2 separate regions of the Mus musculus genome follow, and region 2 is linked to region 1. A link is a loop called in an ENCODE intact Hi-C map of the cell type or tissue named here. Cell type or tissue: heart. All regions are shown on one strand. Each heading gives the region's core, and the rest is flanking DNA. Links, peaks and the distances in the headings are about the cores only.

What was found. Peaks named below come from ENCODE experiments on the same cell type or tissue, not always from the same donor. Only the 100,000 strongest peaks of a DNase experiment are listed, where the experiment ranks them.
Region 2: it touches region 1 in a loop (6-fold over the local background); 5 of 42 quality-filtered maps call a loop at or near these places.

The regions. Positions count from the first base shown.
Region 1 is chr1:160,740,130-160,748,232 of GRCm38, reverse strand. Rabgap1l (RAB GTPase activating protein 1-like) reads left to right here. Exons shown (of 21, transcript NM_013862.5): 2 at 7,302-7,481. The coding sequence starts at 7,344. Among named protein-coding and RNA genes, the nearest start is that of Gm37083, 48 kb to the left of the region's middle. In heart, for the core only: CTCF peaks have their summits at 3,969 and 4,758 (motif pointing left); no DNase peak of the experiment used is centred there.
Region 2 is chr1:161,166,976-161,175,078 of GRCm38, reverse strand. It overlaps Ankrd45 (ankyrin repeat domain 45), which reads right to left. Exons shown (of 8, transcript NM_001368766.1): 8 at 4,572-7,367. It also overlaps the pseudogene Gm51252. Among named protein-coding and RNA genes, the nearest start is that of Tex50, 12 kb to the right of the region's middle. In heart, for the core only: a CTCF peak has its summit at 4,161 (motif pointing right); a DNase peak (open chromatin) is centred at 4,168; H3K4me3 peaks cover 669 bases; H3K27ac peaks cover 269 bases; H3K27me3 peaks cover 1,169 bases.

The sequences.
Region 1 (8,103 bases), core at 3,368-5,867:
AGTATATAACTTGTATGTGTTTGTTAGGCATGGTTTTCTAGTATATTGAGGTTTTTTTTTCTTAAGAGATATTATTGGTCTATAATTTTCTTGTAATCTAGTCTTAGTATAATGCCACAATACCACATCTCTCACAAACTCTTTTTTTAACCAACCTTTTTTTTTTTTAAAGATTTATTTATTTATATAATGTATATTAGTGCACTGTAGCTGTCTTCAGACACACCAGAAGAGGGCATCAGATCCCAAGATGGTTGTGGGCCATCATGTGGTTGCTGGGAATTGAACTCAGGACCTCTGGAAGAGCAGTCAGTTCTCTTAACTGCTGAGCCATCTCTCCAGCCCTCTCATAAACTTTTAAGAGATAATATAATTCTTTATGATCTCTTTCATAATGTTGTAATTCTTATTTTTTCCTTATTGTTATTTGAATGTAGGAATTCCTCTGTCCTGTCTTCCATTCCTGTCACTATTCTTTCTTCTTCCTGCTTATCATGATTGGTGATGCTTTCCACTGTAGTTGTCTTTTTAAAATTTTCTTTCTTTTGTTTTTTCATTTCCTTCCTTCTTCCCTTCTTCCGTCTCTCCCTTCTTCCCTCCCTCCCTCCCTCTCCCTCCCTTCCTTATTTAGTGTGTGTGTGTGTGTGTGTGTGTGTGTGTGTGTGTATACACCTCTGAGTCCATATGGAAGTCAGAAGACAATATTCAGGAATTGAGCCTCTCTTTCTACTATGTGTGACTTGGATTGAGGCCTCATTATTTATTCTTTTTTTATTAGATATTTTTTTTATTTACATTTCAAATGGTATCTCCTTTCCTAGTTTCCCCTGTGAAAACCCCCATCCCCTTCCCCTTCCCCCTGCTCCCCAACCCACCCACTCCCTCTTCCTGGCCCTGGCAGTCCCCTATACTGGGGCATAGAGCCTTCACAGGACCAAGGAGGCCTCATTCTTTAATATCACTTATAGAGAATGAAACAAACAATTGTGACAATACCACCTGTTGTGTCTGGCCAGCAGATCACAGGTCTGGGTTCTAGCCTGGAAACCTGGAAGAGAAGAGGGGCTAGGCGGCGCAAGATAAAGATGTAGCTAAGACAGTCATCCTGATCAAAGCTCAATTTTACTATTCCAACACTCAGTTATGAAGGAGGGGAAGGGGGGCCTGATTCCTGCCAAATAATCCTGGAGTCCAGTAGCAGGGTGACCACGTGGCTCCGGAACAGCAAAGCGGCAGCTTCCAGCAGTGGGCGTGGCAGAAAGATTGAGCAGCAAGCTCCATCCCGATGTAAACAGTGGGGGAGGGGAGGCTACAACCACCAATATCAAATTATGCAAGATAAAGAAAGACACTTAATGTCCATTATAGTCATGTCTATACATAAGTAAGAAATTGAAGGAAAATCCATGGAAAAATTCTGCTTGCTGGCTTCCTTATAGATAGGTTCATGCTTAGCTAGCTAGCTTCCTTATACTCAGGATCATCTTCCTAAGTATGAAGTATTGATGCCTTTCTACATCAGTTACTAATGAAGACAACTCCTCCCAGACATGTCTAGAAGTCAGTTTCATCTGTGGAACTCCTCAGTCAAGGGTTCTTCTCAGATGATTCCAGGCTGTGTCAAGTTTATGAATAAAATTAACTAGGAAAAATGTCTTCTTATGTGAAAAATCATTTAAGATTAACGTGTAAAAAGGAAAGAGAGGCCCATTGGTTGTGCAAACTTTATATGCCTCAGTACAGGGGAATGCCAGGGCCAAGAAGTGGGAGTGGGTGGATGGGGGAGCGTATGGGGGGACTTTTGGGATAGCATTGGAAATGTAAATGAAATAAATACCCAATTAAAAAAAAAGAAAAGAAAAGGTTAAGAAAGGAGGAAGGGAAAGAGAAATAAAGGAGAAGCCAAGTTAAATGGAAATGAGAAGCCAAGGAATGAAGAAAGATATGGAAGAAAAAAGAGCAAGAGATTAGAAAACAAAATGAAAAGAAACAAAGACTTTTAAAATATGAGAATGTTTAGAAACAAAATTAGGTAAATTTAAGAAGGGGAGTAAAAATAAAAAGAGGTTTACCATTCGTTTTGGAAAAACAGCAGTAGCAATTACTGAAAGTGTAGTAGAGAGAAACATGTCGGGTTGGGGAACAAAAGGCAAAATGGTGGCCCAATAATAAAAGATATGTAAATAAAATGTTTTTAAAAAATATAAGGAAGCAAAACTGCCATTAAACATGAAAGAAAGAGCTGGGCAGTGGTAGTGTATGCCTTTAATCCCAGCACTCGGGAGGCAGAGGCAGGCAGATTTCTGAGTTCGAGGCCAGCCTGGTCTACAGAGTGAGTTCCAGGACAGCCAGGGCTACACAGAGAAACCCTGTCTTGAAAAACCAAAAAAAAAAAAAAAAAAAAAAAAAAAAAAAAAAAGGAAGAAAGAAGACAAGGAAATACCAGGGCGTGGGGTAGTGGGGAACAAGAAAGGGAAGGTGAGGTGGTGGACTGGCTTCCACTGGGCTGATGGCTGCGTGCACTTGGGGCAAGGAGAGCGTTGTTGAATTTGTGGGCTTCCGTGTTTCCTTTGTTTATCCGGGTGCTGAACTTTCTAGAGGCTTTTTTTTTTTTTTTTTTTTTGCACCTGTCTGCTTTTCCTGGACTTTGCAATTGTTCTGTCATTGCCTTAGTGAATTTCTGACACTCTCTTCTCTCTATTTGGAACAGAGTGCTTTTTCTTCCTATGGGTCTTCTCTTTCTTTTGGTCACCTGGAGGTAGTGTCTGGTCTGACACCTGCACAGAGGTCAGGGGATCACTTCTTGCAGCACGTGCAGTTTCTTGAAGAGACAAATTGCTCACATGAAGATGATTAGGTCACACTCACAGCTTTCATTATGATATCAGTAGAAGGCTGTTGGCAAAGTTGTTCAGGCTTATGGTATGTGCTACAGTTCATTTTATACATTGATGATCCTGAATTTTTACATTTTTATATATTTGTAATGGTACTGTGTATGGTCTGTTAATGTTTGTGTGCCTATGTTTTGATACATTTTAACTTTTTAATACGTTTATTTGTATGTTATGATAGTAAATGATAAAAACAGATTGTTACCCACTTATGCCTTATACATTCATGACAGGCCTAGTTTAGCTGTTTAAAATATGATAAAACACTTATATAGGGAGAAAGTTTATTTTCACAGATTTAGAGACTTCAGTACACAACTGCTATGAAAAACACGAAGCCATTGAAACAGCAATGCAAAAACAAATATTTTAAAAATTAATTAATTTGGGGGCTCTAGAGAGATGACTCAGTGATTGAGAGCACTGACTGCTCTTTCAGAGGTCCTGAGCTCAATTCCCAGCAACCACATGGTGGCTCACAACCATCTGTAATGGGATCTGCTGCCCTTTTCTGGTGTGTCTGAAGACAGCTACAGTGTACTCATATAAATAAAGTAAATAAATCTAAATTTAAAAAATTAATTTTTAATTAGCATACAAAGGCATTTTCCTTATAGCATTTTCATATGCTCATCACCTTTCGGGATGTGATCTTGATTTTTTTTTTTTCTAGGTTGCCTATATCTTAAATGAGAATGTTAGCTTTAAGAAGACAGAGACAACAGTGGTTTTACTAATGAGTATAGCGTCTGGTGTATAGTAGAGACTCATGTAAATGTGTTAAATGCATGAATGAAAATGAATACTAGAAGATGTAGTAATCCTGAGAGTCGACTATAACATGAGAAAGAATTTGGTTTAAGGTGCTGTAATGAGAGAATATATTGAGCCAAGTAAGGCATGGCATATAGGCTGGGTTCCATATGCATTATTTTTATGTATGCTCTTCCAGCAGTTTCTTCTACTTGGAGTATTTCCCCTGAAGTAGAGGTAGGGCTTGTTTTAGAGGAGGCTGACCATATCCGTTATTGCTGATGTGATGCGTGAAGCAGTGGAGGGGAAGCAAGAGTGCCATCTAGTTTCTGGTTTGACTAAGTTAGCAGAAGAGCCTTAGTTGCTAAAAAGAGAAGCATGGATGAGAAACAGGTGTGGAGAGTTCATTAGAAATTCTATTTGGTCACAGTTGACTTAAGATACCAATAAAGCTTTTCTTTGGAAATGGTAAGAAGGGATTTGGATTCCAAGTCAGGAAATTAGAGAGGAATTAGTGTTTGGATAGAAATTTGGGAGACTGAGCATAGAGACACATGGACGTTTTTTATTCAGCATGGTGAGAGGATGCCTACAGCAAGTGTGCCAGGGAAAAGAACGGCAGCATTTAGAATCAGATAGAAACACTTGACAGTGGGTTGGAGAAGCCTGACCACAGAAAGACTCTTAGGCTACATGATGCTTTGGCTGCTAAGGATAAAAAGTGCAGCTTAAAAGAGAAAAAGACATGAATTGCTAACTCAAGCTGGAGTTTCAGACACAACAATAAAGTGGTTAAAAAAAACCCCTGGAAGATAAATGGCCTTACAAAGTGATTTACTTACATAACAGCAGTAAATGACTGGTACTTAACGAGTGCAATCCTCTGTTGTTTGGATATTCCTGGGAATTTTTATTTTTAACATTGAAAAGTAATTTTTAAATGTGCAATTTGAACTTGGGTTTTTCTTTTCTTTTCTTTTCTTTTCTTTTCTTTTCTTTTCTTTTCTTTTCTTTTCTTTTCTTTTCTTTTCTTTTCTTTTCTTTTCTCTTCCTTCCTTTCTTTCCTTTCTTTCTTTCTTGACAAGATTAATGGTTTTAGTGCCACCTAATGGCAAAGTGGAACATTGCAGCCATGTTTATCTGCAGTGAAAAGTGCTGTCTTTGAAAGAACATCTCTCGGGACTTTGTTCTTGGACAGGCCATGGAGTGCAGGATCTGGTCTTCTTCAGGCCAGCCTGCCTATTCTGCCCTCCTCACATTACTCGTTTATTCACAGTGAACACTATTTGATTTAAGATTTGTTTTTTCATTTAGGTTTTTGCTCATGTATTTTCCTCTAAGAGTTCTTTTTTAAATTTAATTTTATTTGTAATTCATTTTTTACACTCCATATTCCATTCCCAGCCCCTCTCCATCCACCTTCTTGAGGGTTAGGTGCATCATCTCTGAATGAACCTGGAAGTCCTCTACTGTATGTGTGTTGGGGGCCTCATATCAGCTGGTGTATGTTGCCTGTTTGGTGGTCCAGTATTTGAAAGATCTTGGGGGTCCAGATTAATTGAGACTGCTGGTCCTCCTACAGGATCACCCTTCTCCTCAGCTTCTTTCAGCCTTCCCTAACTCAACCACAGGGGTCAGCAGCTTCTGCCCATTGGTTGGGTGCAGATATCTGCATCTGACTCTTTCAGCTGTTGGGACCTCCACTTGAGCTGGATGCCACTTTGGGCCTGTTGCTGGGCCTTCTTTTCCTCAGGCTCCTTTCCATTTCCATACCTGTAATTCTTTCAGACAGGAACAATTATGAGTCAGAGATGTGACTGTGGGATGGCAATCCCATCCCTCACTTGATGTTCTGTCTTCCTGCTAGAGGTGGGCTCTATAAGTTTCCTCTCCCTACTGTTGGGCATTTTATCAAAGGTCCCTCCCTTTGAGTCCTGGGAGTCTCTCACTTCCTAGGTCTCTGGGGGGGGGGGGGACCGTGGGGTGAGGGGGGGTGTCCCATTAACCTTCTATTTCCTGAAGTTGTCTATTTACATTCTTTCTGCTGGCCCTCAGGACTTCAGTCCTTTTTGCTCACTGGATACCAGATCAGGTATCCCCTCTCCCCAACCCTACTCCTCACTCCCCCATCCACTTTCCCTCCCAGGTCCCTCCCTCCCTCCCTACTTGTGATTGCTTTCTTCTCTCTCCCATATGGGACTGAGACATCCCCACTTAAGCACTTCAGGTTGTTGTTGTTGACCTTTTTGACTTCTGTGGACTGTATCTTGTTTTTTTTCCCCCCCCCAATATCCACTTATTACTGAGTACATACCATACATGTCCTTTTGGGTCTGGATTACCTCACTCAGAATGATATTTTCTAGTTCCATCCATTTGCCTGCAAAACTCAGGTTCATTTACACAATGGAATACTACTCAGCTATTAAGAACGAGGCCATCCTCTAAGAGTTCTTTTCTGCCACTTTACTTGAGGTTATCCCACGCTCTGCACCATTTCTCTGTCGTTTGCTGTTTTACTCTTTAAACTTTTAGATTTGGACCGATTTCACTCTCTCCCTCTTCTCCTCACTCACTGTCCCCCACTTTCTCTTTATCCTCCTTCCTCTCCCTCCTTTTCTTTTCTTCCTCACTAGTGTTTAAGCGTTGGAACAATGTCTACCTTGTCCAGCCTTCTTCAGGCATGTAGCCGAGGACTAAGATCACTGTCTGTTATGTAGTATGTAATATCTTCAGTCAGAATTAGTTGTGTGAATAAATTTATGAACTTCTAGAAATTTGAGTTTCTGTGAGACTATAGATCTAGCAAGAAAATGGAATTTCATTTAATATGATTATTGAGACCTAACTTGGTACATGAATACAAATGTATGAAATTTTACCTTTTGAGTGTTGTAAAATATTAATATCTCCAGAGAAGAAAAACACATCTTAGAGTATTAAAGTTTATATTCATTTGTCAACTTCATTAACCGCAAAATATTTTAAGTATGGTACTTGGTCTTTAGGAGATAAGTTTTTTGAAATGCTTTGGATTTAATAAAGTAATTGAATACATTTTATTGGATAGGGTTTTACTATGTGTGTGTGTGGTTTTTTTTACCTTGTTAAACTTCTGGGCTTAAAGGCTTTCCCTGTCTTAAACCTGGGAGGCTGAGAAGCTGAGATTACAGGGATCTCTTCTCCTCCCCCTCCCCTCCCTGTCCCCCTCCCCTCTCCTTCTTTTCCCTCCCTCTCCCCTCCCCTCCCCCTCCCCCTCCTACTCTCCTTTTCCCTCTCCCTTGTCCATCTCTGTCCTGTGTATGTGTGTGTGTTAATTTGTTTCTAGTCATACATTTACTTTTCTCCCTCTCTATATTGAAACAAAAACTTGTAGTATTTCTTAACAAAATAGAGAGTTGAGTCGAGGTAAATCTGTCTGGTTGAGGTACAGCTGGGTTGTGTTTTTCAGGTAACAGTATTCTGTTAGTCTGAAAGTTAAGAGCAGAGAGAGTGCATTTCTTTGAGTGGCCTAGTCCAAGAAGATAGCCTTCCACATTTGGAGATAATTTGCTTGCCGGGATTCTTTTTCATATGAACCATTTAAAAAAGATTCTTAGTTTAGTTTTAGTTTGTTTTTAATCAGGTTCTACTTTTTCTTTTGTTACTCTTTAGTTGTTCCAGGTGGATGTGGGCAGAGAGGTTTGCAGAACTGAAATGGAGGTCAGAGCTTCGTTCCAGAAGGTTAGTGGGTCATCTGATTCTGTGGCCACACTGAACAGTGAAGAATTTGTTTTGGTTTCTCAGCACACAGATGCCACTTCTATAAAGGATGATGGGAAGCCACAGCTGAAGGTATTGTTTCTTCTTTTTTCTAATATGGCACTGTTTTTCATGAATTTCTTTCTCCCTTCTAACTATTTGGAGCTCATCTGGGGATAAGCACTGAAGGATTTCTTAAAGTACTGACCTGGATAATAAAAGTCAGGGTTTGGTTGACTCTTTCAGACGACCTTGTAGTAATAAAAATACTTAATGTTTTATTAATCCAGAGGCTAATTATTTGGCTTGATTTTTAAAAAGTTTTTTTCCCTCAATTATCTTTTGGTTATTTACCTTCTGATAAATTCTTGGAGGAAGAAATAGTTGGGAAATAGAGAAAAAGTAATATGTGAATTAAACTTACTGATTAATTCTTACATAAATTTATTTGACTGTTTCTTTTTCTTCTGGGTTTTAATTGAAAGATTTTTCTGTTATGTAGTTTTAGCTTTAAATTATGTGTAAGAGTCTGGTAGACAGTTTAACAGTTGACTAATTAGTTTAAAAGTGTACATCTTATATTTTTTGCAGTTAATTTCAATTGGATTTTAAAAAAATTATTTCTCTCCTAAGTTTTGGGTTGCTTTTCCTAAGTTAAAGAATAGAAAGCAAGCAAGCCTGTTATATGTGCATGGGAATTGGTAACTCTTTTTTG
Region 2 (8,103 bases), core at 2,789-5,288, 430 kb before region 1:
GGGAGGAAAGGGTTTATTCAGCTTACACTTCCACACTCCTGTTCATCACCAAAGGAAGTCAGGACTGGAACTCTAGCAGGTCAGGAAGCAGGAGCTGATACAGAGGCCATGAGGGATTTGCTGGCTTGCTTACCCTGGCTTGCTCAGCTTGCTTTATTGTAGAACCCAAGACACCAGCCCAGGGATGACACCACCCACAATACCCCCCACACACACACCCTTGATCACTAATTGAAAAAATGCCTTACAGCTGGGTCTCATGGAGCATTTCCTCAAGGGAGGCTCCTTCCTGTTATAACTCCAGCTTGTGTCAAGTTAACACACAAAACCAGCCAGTACATCCACTCATTACCCTTTCAGTCCCTTTAGTCTCCTTTCCTGATTCCTGAATTTCCATTTCTTCTTCCTCTTATTCTTATTTTTAAGATTTTATTTTTTAAAGACTTTATTTATTTATTATATGTAAGTACATTATAGCTATCTCCAGATGAGGGCGTCAGATCTCATTATGGATGGTTGTGAGCCACCATGTACTTGCTGAGATTTGAACTCAGGACCTTCGGAAGACCAGTCAGTGCTCTTAACCACTGAGCCATCCCTTATTCCTATTCGTATTCTCATTCTTAGTCTCTTTCAATACTCAAAGTTATCATTTTCCTCCATTCAACTCACTATGGAATTTTAGTTCTTTGCTTGAAGGTACAATGTCACCCACTTCTCCTCAGGACATAGTCATCAATTAATTCTTGATGCCTAGCATGTGACTGGGGACAGGGGTTCCAATCTAATTACTAGAAACAAATACAATTTCTTCAGTGAACACGAATCACCAATTTGTAGTGTACTGCCGTAGAGCACCGAGGGGAACATCACAGCAAGAAGCTGATGGACTCTATCATCTTCTGCATTGTGTATGTGTTAAAGAAACTCCAAAGCATGTCTCAGGTCCTAGAGACTGAATTTCAATCAACAGTTGTATATATGCCTCTGAAATCCAGTCTGCAACTTCATTTGTATAGATGTGCAGTTATTTTAAACCAGAGAGAACATTCACTTTGCTGCCTCAGTTTACCTCCCATGAGACCTAGCTCACAAGGCTTTCTTTCACCTGTGCTTTCGCATTTGACTCCCAGTTGTCACATTGACTTCACGCCACTGCCTTCCATCACTTTTCCCTGCTGTGTTCTGCTCCTGTCCCACTGTTGTCGTTTCTTGGTGCCACCAAACCTTGTGAGTACAACTCTTGTACTTTTAGGTTTCAAGATTCAGGTTCTCCAAGTCCACATAGCTCAGAAAACCTGGACAAAATTTATACTCAGCTCTGGCTTAGATGCGGTACTGAAAGCCAGAGGCAGTGCCTAACTGAGCTGCAGGGATGGCCAGGTGAGTCTTCATCACAACCTCATCTTCTGTTAAAGCCATAACAGAGTTGCTTCACGATTTTGAACAAAGCCAGCAGAAGGAACCGTTGATAGCCTCAGGGAACTGAGAGGCCGGCGTGTGCTTTGCCCAAATCCTGTCTTCTGATGGTAGACTATACTATGTGACTGAGAGAGACATGTGAGGCAGGTGAGTTCTTCGTAATTGGCCATCTCCCAGTATGCTGATTTGGTCAAGAGTGGACATTAGACCTAAGAAAGGTGTATCAAACCGTTCCTTATGCTGGGAAAAAGAGATGTGGCAGTTGTGTTGCATCAGGATGCAACAGTGATGGCCTCCCTAGAACACGCAGAAACCATCGCTCCAGCCACATGGAAAATGCCCAAATATCTGAAAGTCCCAGGGCTTCTTCAATGAGCGCCATTTTAAATGTTTCTGATTTCCTAACAGATACTCCCATGGTCTGTTCCTGGTTTTATCTTTTCCCGGAAGTCATTTCTTGATTAATAATAACCTGTGTCATCTACAAAGGCTGGGAAATGAAGAGATACTTCAATTTCTAACTAGTGGCACATTTATGTTTCTTCCCATTTTTACTTGAAAGCTGTTGTGTTCCCTTCTCCAGCTCAGTTCCTTTCTTCCTTTCACAGCTCAGAAAAGGCTAGGCGACCCTGGGGCAAAGCTGGGACATAATCACTGAATCACTGGGTTTATTACTTAAACATTATGGAATACTTCCTGGGACCGCCTAACAAGACCGCCTTTCTCTCTAGCTTGCAGGGACACTTCCTTCCTCCCACTAGTAACCTCTTAGAGGATCTGAAATGAAAGACTTCTGCTCGGCTGTACCTGAGGCTGGCAGCCATGTTACTCATGTTCCCCGCTAGACCCTCACAGCTTTGACCCACCAGCCAGTTACAGGACAAAGCCACATATTCTGAGCTCTGTTGTGCCACTTCATATTTCTGAGTTCTAACATGCGTATGTTATATTTTTTGTGTAAAAATAAATACAAAACTGTGCCCCTTAAGACAAGAACTTTATCTCAGAAGTTAGTGATTTTGGTAAGCAGAGAAAGTGTGTCTCCATTCCACATAGCTTCAAACAGGGGCTCGATTGGAGACTCCATTTCCAAGATGTCTCCTTCATGATCTGGGCAATGGCTGGATGAACAGAGCACAGTCAGAGCTGCAGGCTTGAGCCTCAGTTCCTTTCCTTGTTTGTCTCCCCACAGACTGGCTTCTAGGGCAGTATCTTAAGAGACTGAGGCAGAAGCCAAATCAACCTCTTATAACCTAGCATTGGAAAAGACATGGAACCATTGTCAACTATAGTCATGGGCTCCCTGGATTCAAGAGAGACCAGAAACTTGCATTGCTACATTAGAAATGATGGGACCACACAGTAAGAGGAGGAGTGTCTGTAATGGGAGATTAGGTTTGCCTGTACAACATATTAGATGAACATATTAGATGAACACTAGAGTAACTGTGAGCCTTTTACAATACTTTTTTCCCAAACATAAACAGTGTACTTTATTAAAAACAAAACTGTAACACAATAACTTAGGAATGACAAATCAAATAACATAACAAGATACAGACAAAACTAATGAAGAGACATTGCTTCAGCTCACACTAGTGATCTCCTTAAACTGGAAAAGCTGCTAGTCTAGTGGTTCTGGCCTGATCTGCACAATACATGAGTGCAGAATTGGTGCAAAACAAAACAAAAACCTTTGTGTGAAGCCACCTTCAAATAATTGAATGACATCTCTCTAGGACCAGGGCTGGAGCAGAAATGGTTAAAGTGCTATCAGTGTTAAGAACTACAGGTCTAAAGTAATATTAAAAAATGTCCTCAAAACAAAATCAGTAAACTGACCAGATCATTTCTTTCATCTCAGAAAAGGGAGGAGGGTCGGGCAGCTGCTTCCTACTGTTCTCTATCCATTGTTTGGCTAGATTCGTTGCCTGTACTGTTTTAATAAACAGCAAATAGCGAAAGGTAAAACAAGCTACCCAAAAGGAAGTTCTCACTAGTTTAAATTTACACTCTTGTAAAACAAGGTTAGCTTTCAGAAACAATCTCACATTTTAACTTTGCATCGATACTCGTCTCCTATTTGTTCCACCAAGGGGATCCAATAAGATGTACTAGCAAGAATTTATTAGCCTCAGCTGTATAAACGTATTCATTCCATGCACCACAAATAAGCTTTGTGGTGCAAAGGAACATTTGACAGAACAAGTTCAGAAGACCTGAGTGTTTCCTCTGAAACTGTCAAAACCTCCTTTTCCAATATAAGCATCTTCAAAGTCAAGAGCGTGAACAAAACTTTTTTTCATTAAAAATGCAGACACAAAGTATTTTGCCTGCAGCTGTACCACACCCTGGACAGCTCTCCATTAGGAGATTCAGTAGTTATTTATCCCAAACCCCTTCCTCATTTTTCAGGTTTGAAAAACGGATCATGTCAAGTATGGAAAAGAACTTTTCCTTTAGGTCTCCTCAAATTCAGTGATCCCATTTCTTCAGATCCTTCTGTCAGGACTCCACGTCAATCTCAACTCCTTCATTCTTGTCCTCAAACTGTCAGGCTGTTTGCACTCACATCTTCAAGAGCTGCCAGATCAATAGGCGGCAGAGGGCTCCTCCAATACTGGAATGTATTATACTGCCCAAACTCTTCCTTCTGGCTGTGCACCCGTCTGCTGCTACCTGCGCTCTCTACCCTGTCGCCGCCTCCCGCCGCCCGGCTGACCCGGTGTTCCTCCTGCTCGCCAGGAGGTGGCTCTCGGGCTCCAGGTTGCACCCTGCAGCTCCTGTATGCGGTCCCCGCCGCCGCGTCGCTTGTGGAGCGCAGACGCAGGCTCCGCCCTGGTCCCCCGCGTCCCCCTGGCGCTTGAGGGGCCGAGCCGGTGGGACCCAGAGCGGCGGCTCCTCGGGGAAGTCGCTGGGCAGGAGCCGCTTCCAAGGCACGCGGAACGTGAGCGGCTCAGCCGCACGCCGCTTGGCCATGGGCCAGGGATGGGGCTCGCGCGGGCGGAGATTCGAACCTGTGCCCTTTTACAATGTTTAATGTTAAAACATCAGTTTGACATCTAGAGCGTGAAAAGTTAGACACTAGGTCAGTTCTGGCATATGATAAAAGTTCTATCATACGAGGCATAAAATGAGAAAACGTGTAACATAAAATTCTGTAATGAAGCTTCATTTATTCGGATCATACTGTCACCACGTAGCCCTACTTTTTGGAGTTAAAATGTCTTTTGTTACATGACAGTGATAACAGGCAGCAGTTGCTATTTTAATGTTACATTAATACCATACCTTTATATTTTTACATTTTTATGACCAATGAAACACAAAACCTAAAGAACTACCAACTAGAACTGATCATAACATTAAATTGCCTCCCTTTCAAATACTGTGGAGGCGTTCCTGAACTGTTAAGTGTGTGCTTTTTAAAAAGTCATTAGTCTATGCAAGGTCAGAAAGCACCATGCAGCTAATGAAATCACATCAAACTCACAGCATAAGGGCATCTAAATCTCCTATTGATCTACGTATAAGTCAGTGCAACAATAGGTAATAATTGATATCATCTCTAGCAAAACAGAAGTTATACATACACAGATTTAAGTAAGTATTCAGACCCCACATCAAAGGAGTCTCTGAAATAAGATACAAGGATGCCATGGGGCCACCAGGTCCATGACATTCAGAACTACACAGTTGGGAGCGGGCAGACAGAGAGCCACAATGTTTGCTGTGCGTATGGCTTGTCTGTGGTACACTGACATAGGCAAGGCATAAGCTAAGGTTGGGAGCATTTCTATAATGGTAATCCAACTTCGTAAATGAATGAAGAGGGAGTGAGTTCTGAGTACAAGGTAGGACTAAGCAATTCTAGGTACTGAGAGTAAGGTAGTACTAAGTGCGTCAATTCAACTTCTATTCCCCGACTTACTATTTTACAAGCTCTTTAGGTATGAGGAAGGCCCCCAACAAAAAAGAGGCCTCCTTTCATAAAGGATGTCAACAAAATTGTTGAAAATAAAGGATTTTCAACAAAAATGTCTTCCTTTCATAAAGATCTATATTCATTCACATGGAGAGAGAAGCATGTGAGTAAATTATACAGGACACCGAATGAGGCTAAGTTACACAGGACACAGAATGAGGCTTCTGGCGCTGTAAATGTCCCCAAGAAGGAAAGGTTGGATCTTTGTAATATTGAAGATGGGGATAGTCATAGGGTGGAGAACCACCATTGTCCGACCAAGAATCCTAATGGAATCCTGAGAGGATCTGACAATGAGGGTCAAGAAGAGGAGAAGCCGATGGGGCATTCATTAGAAAAGGAGACTATGAGAAAGTTGGTATAAAGGTCCCAATTCAAGGAACTGTACAAATACTGTGCTAGCAAGTGTATCAAAGGCTATAAAACATCTGAGGACAAAGAGTGTGAGGCAAAGAGGGAGAGAGAAACTGTTCTAGCAGATGGTTTAAAATGCTTGTCTCACCTGGGACTAAAAGTACGTTTAAAGCCTCCCCTCCTAGTTACGAGGAGCAGAGACCTCGAGACCACTGCTGTGTTCATGATCAAGGCTCAGAAAACGTGGCTTAGAATAAAAATGACAACACCACCCATCCCCCAATGGCACCAAGGCTCTTCCTAATGATCTCAGTGCTCATGTGCACCAAGTGTCTTGAAAGATTGTCCTAAAAGGACCAAGCACAGAGCTCTGCCTACCACGAGCAGCAAATACTCTGGGTGCCGCAGAGACGGGCTAGTGTTCGGGTTTCTGCTGAATGGCAATCGCTCCTATAGAGAAAAGATCTCAGAAGTGGAAACTTGGGGAAACATTTTAAAACAAGATGACCTCAATAGCATGACCAAGAGAACATCACCTGACAAGTATGACTGAATGGCTCCCCTGTTTTCTTTCTCCTCTAAAGTGAAAAATAGTTTGCATAGCAAGACAATGAGGAGAAAGTGATAAAATGATTCTCCTATTTTAAGTATACATGTTCTATTTTCTATAAAAAACTTCCCCCAGAAAGTTGGAAAGTAATAGGAAGTTCGCGGTCCTGCTTGATTTTACTACCAAGAGTACTTTCTGAGGACCCTTTCTGTCGCCATGGCCTTTAAAACACAGGCAATGTAAGGGAGACCGGTGGGACTCAGCACAGTGGCAGTTACCGTGTACTGCCAAACCCTGAGAGGGGAAACCACAGATTTGTGGGCTTTCCTCAGAAACTATATCCCACCTTCCGGGTGAATTTTAATTCAGACAGCTAAAACCAGAGGACCCCACCTCTCGGGGAGGGGGGACTTCAATTCTTAGTATTTGCTTTTTGAAAGAGAGGGAACACCTGCTTTTCTTTTACAAATGGCTTCATGCATCTTTTAAAAATAGAATCCCCTAGTCAAGTGGAAATTTCTTGCCTCAGTTAAACAGAAAACTATTAGCTTCTCTGTGTGCTTGTATGCTTGGAGGACTCAGTAGAACTGAGCTTGGAGGACTCAGTAGAACTGAGCTTGGAGGACTAAGGAGGACTGAACTTGGAGGACTCAGGAGGACTGAGCTTGGAGGACTCAGGAGGACTGAGCTTGGAGGACTCAGGAGGAGCCCAGCTTGGAGGACTCAGGAGGAGCCCAGCTTGGAGGACTCAGGAGGAGCCCAGCTTGGAGGACTCAGGAGGAGCCCAGCTTGGAGGAGCAGAGGCCCAGCCCCTGAGCCAGGTGTGAGTCTTCTGAACAGTCTAACACAAAGCCAGGTAACTGAATTTGTACCCAGACATTTCTGCAAAACCCTGGATCTATTTCTTGAACTTGGCAGGAACGAGGAACAGGTTTGTCGTATTTAATACTGAAATGTAATGTAGCCTTCTACACCATGTGGCATCTGTAAAAGGCACATCCTTGACTTCTCTGGTGACCACGGCTTAGGTTATCGATTTGGCACTCTTCACTTGGCCTGAAAGAAGCAGATTTTTAAATGACATTTAATTAGCTTGAGATATGAAACACAATATAGCCAGTTTTTCAAACAATGGGCATAGAATACAACAGTATATCCTGGCCCGAATCAGCCATTAATTAAGCCCTGACAGCCTCTGACTTTCCTATAGTATGCAAAGCCAAGAGGATACACTTCCTACATGCTCGATTCTCCTGGTACGTATGGACCACTGCAAAGAGGACTCCCATTAAGATGCTGAACCTCTCCTGTCTTCATTTCTTTGATGTGAAGTTAAGGATCATTTCAGAGGTGTCAACCAGAGCCAGCATAGCATCTTATGATATGAAGAAGCCTAGAAGGCTGGAATGTAAGGGACCTGAGGAGAGAGGCAATTCCTCTGCAGAGGTGAGGCGGAGTGAGTGAGGGCTACTGGGACAGCTCAGTGGTGGGGATGGGATGGGTGGGAATGGACTATCTGATCAGTATTAAAGTCTAATCATCTCGCTTCTGGACTGCAGGGCTTGACTTGGACTACTTTGCTCTCCCTCCAAACCATTTCAGACAGAAAGCCAGGCTGTTCTCCCCGGCTTAAGCCCACTTCTCTACCGCCTTAAAGGTTTGTTTCTTTGTGTGTCTGAGACAGGGTCTTGCTATGCAACCCGGGCTAGCCTCAAACTCACGATCCTCTTGCTACAGCCTTCCAAGTTCTTGGATTATAGGCACACAACACCAAACACCTTGCGTAGGTGTG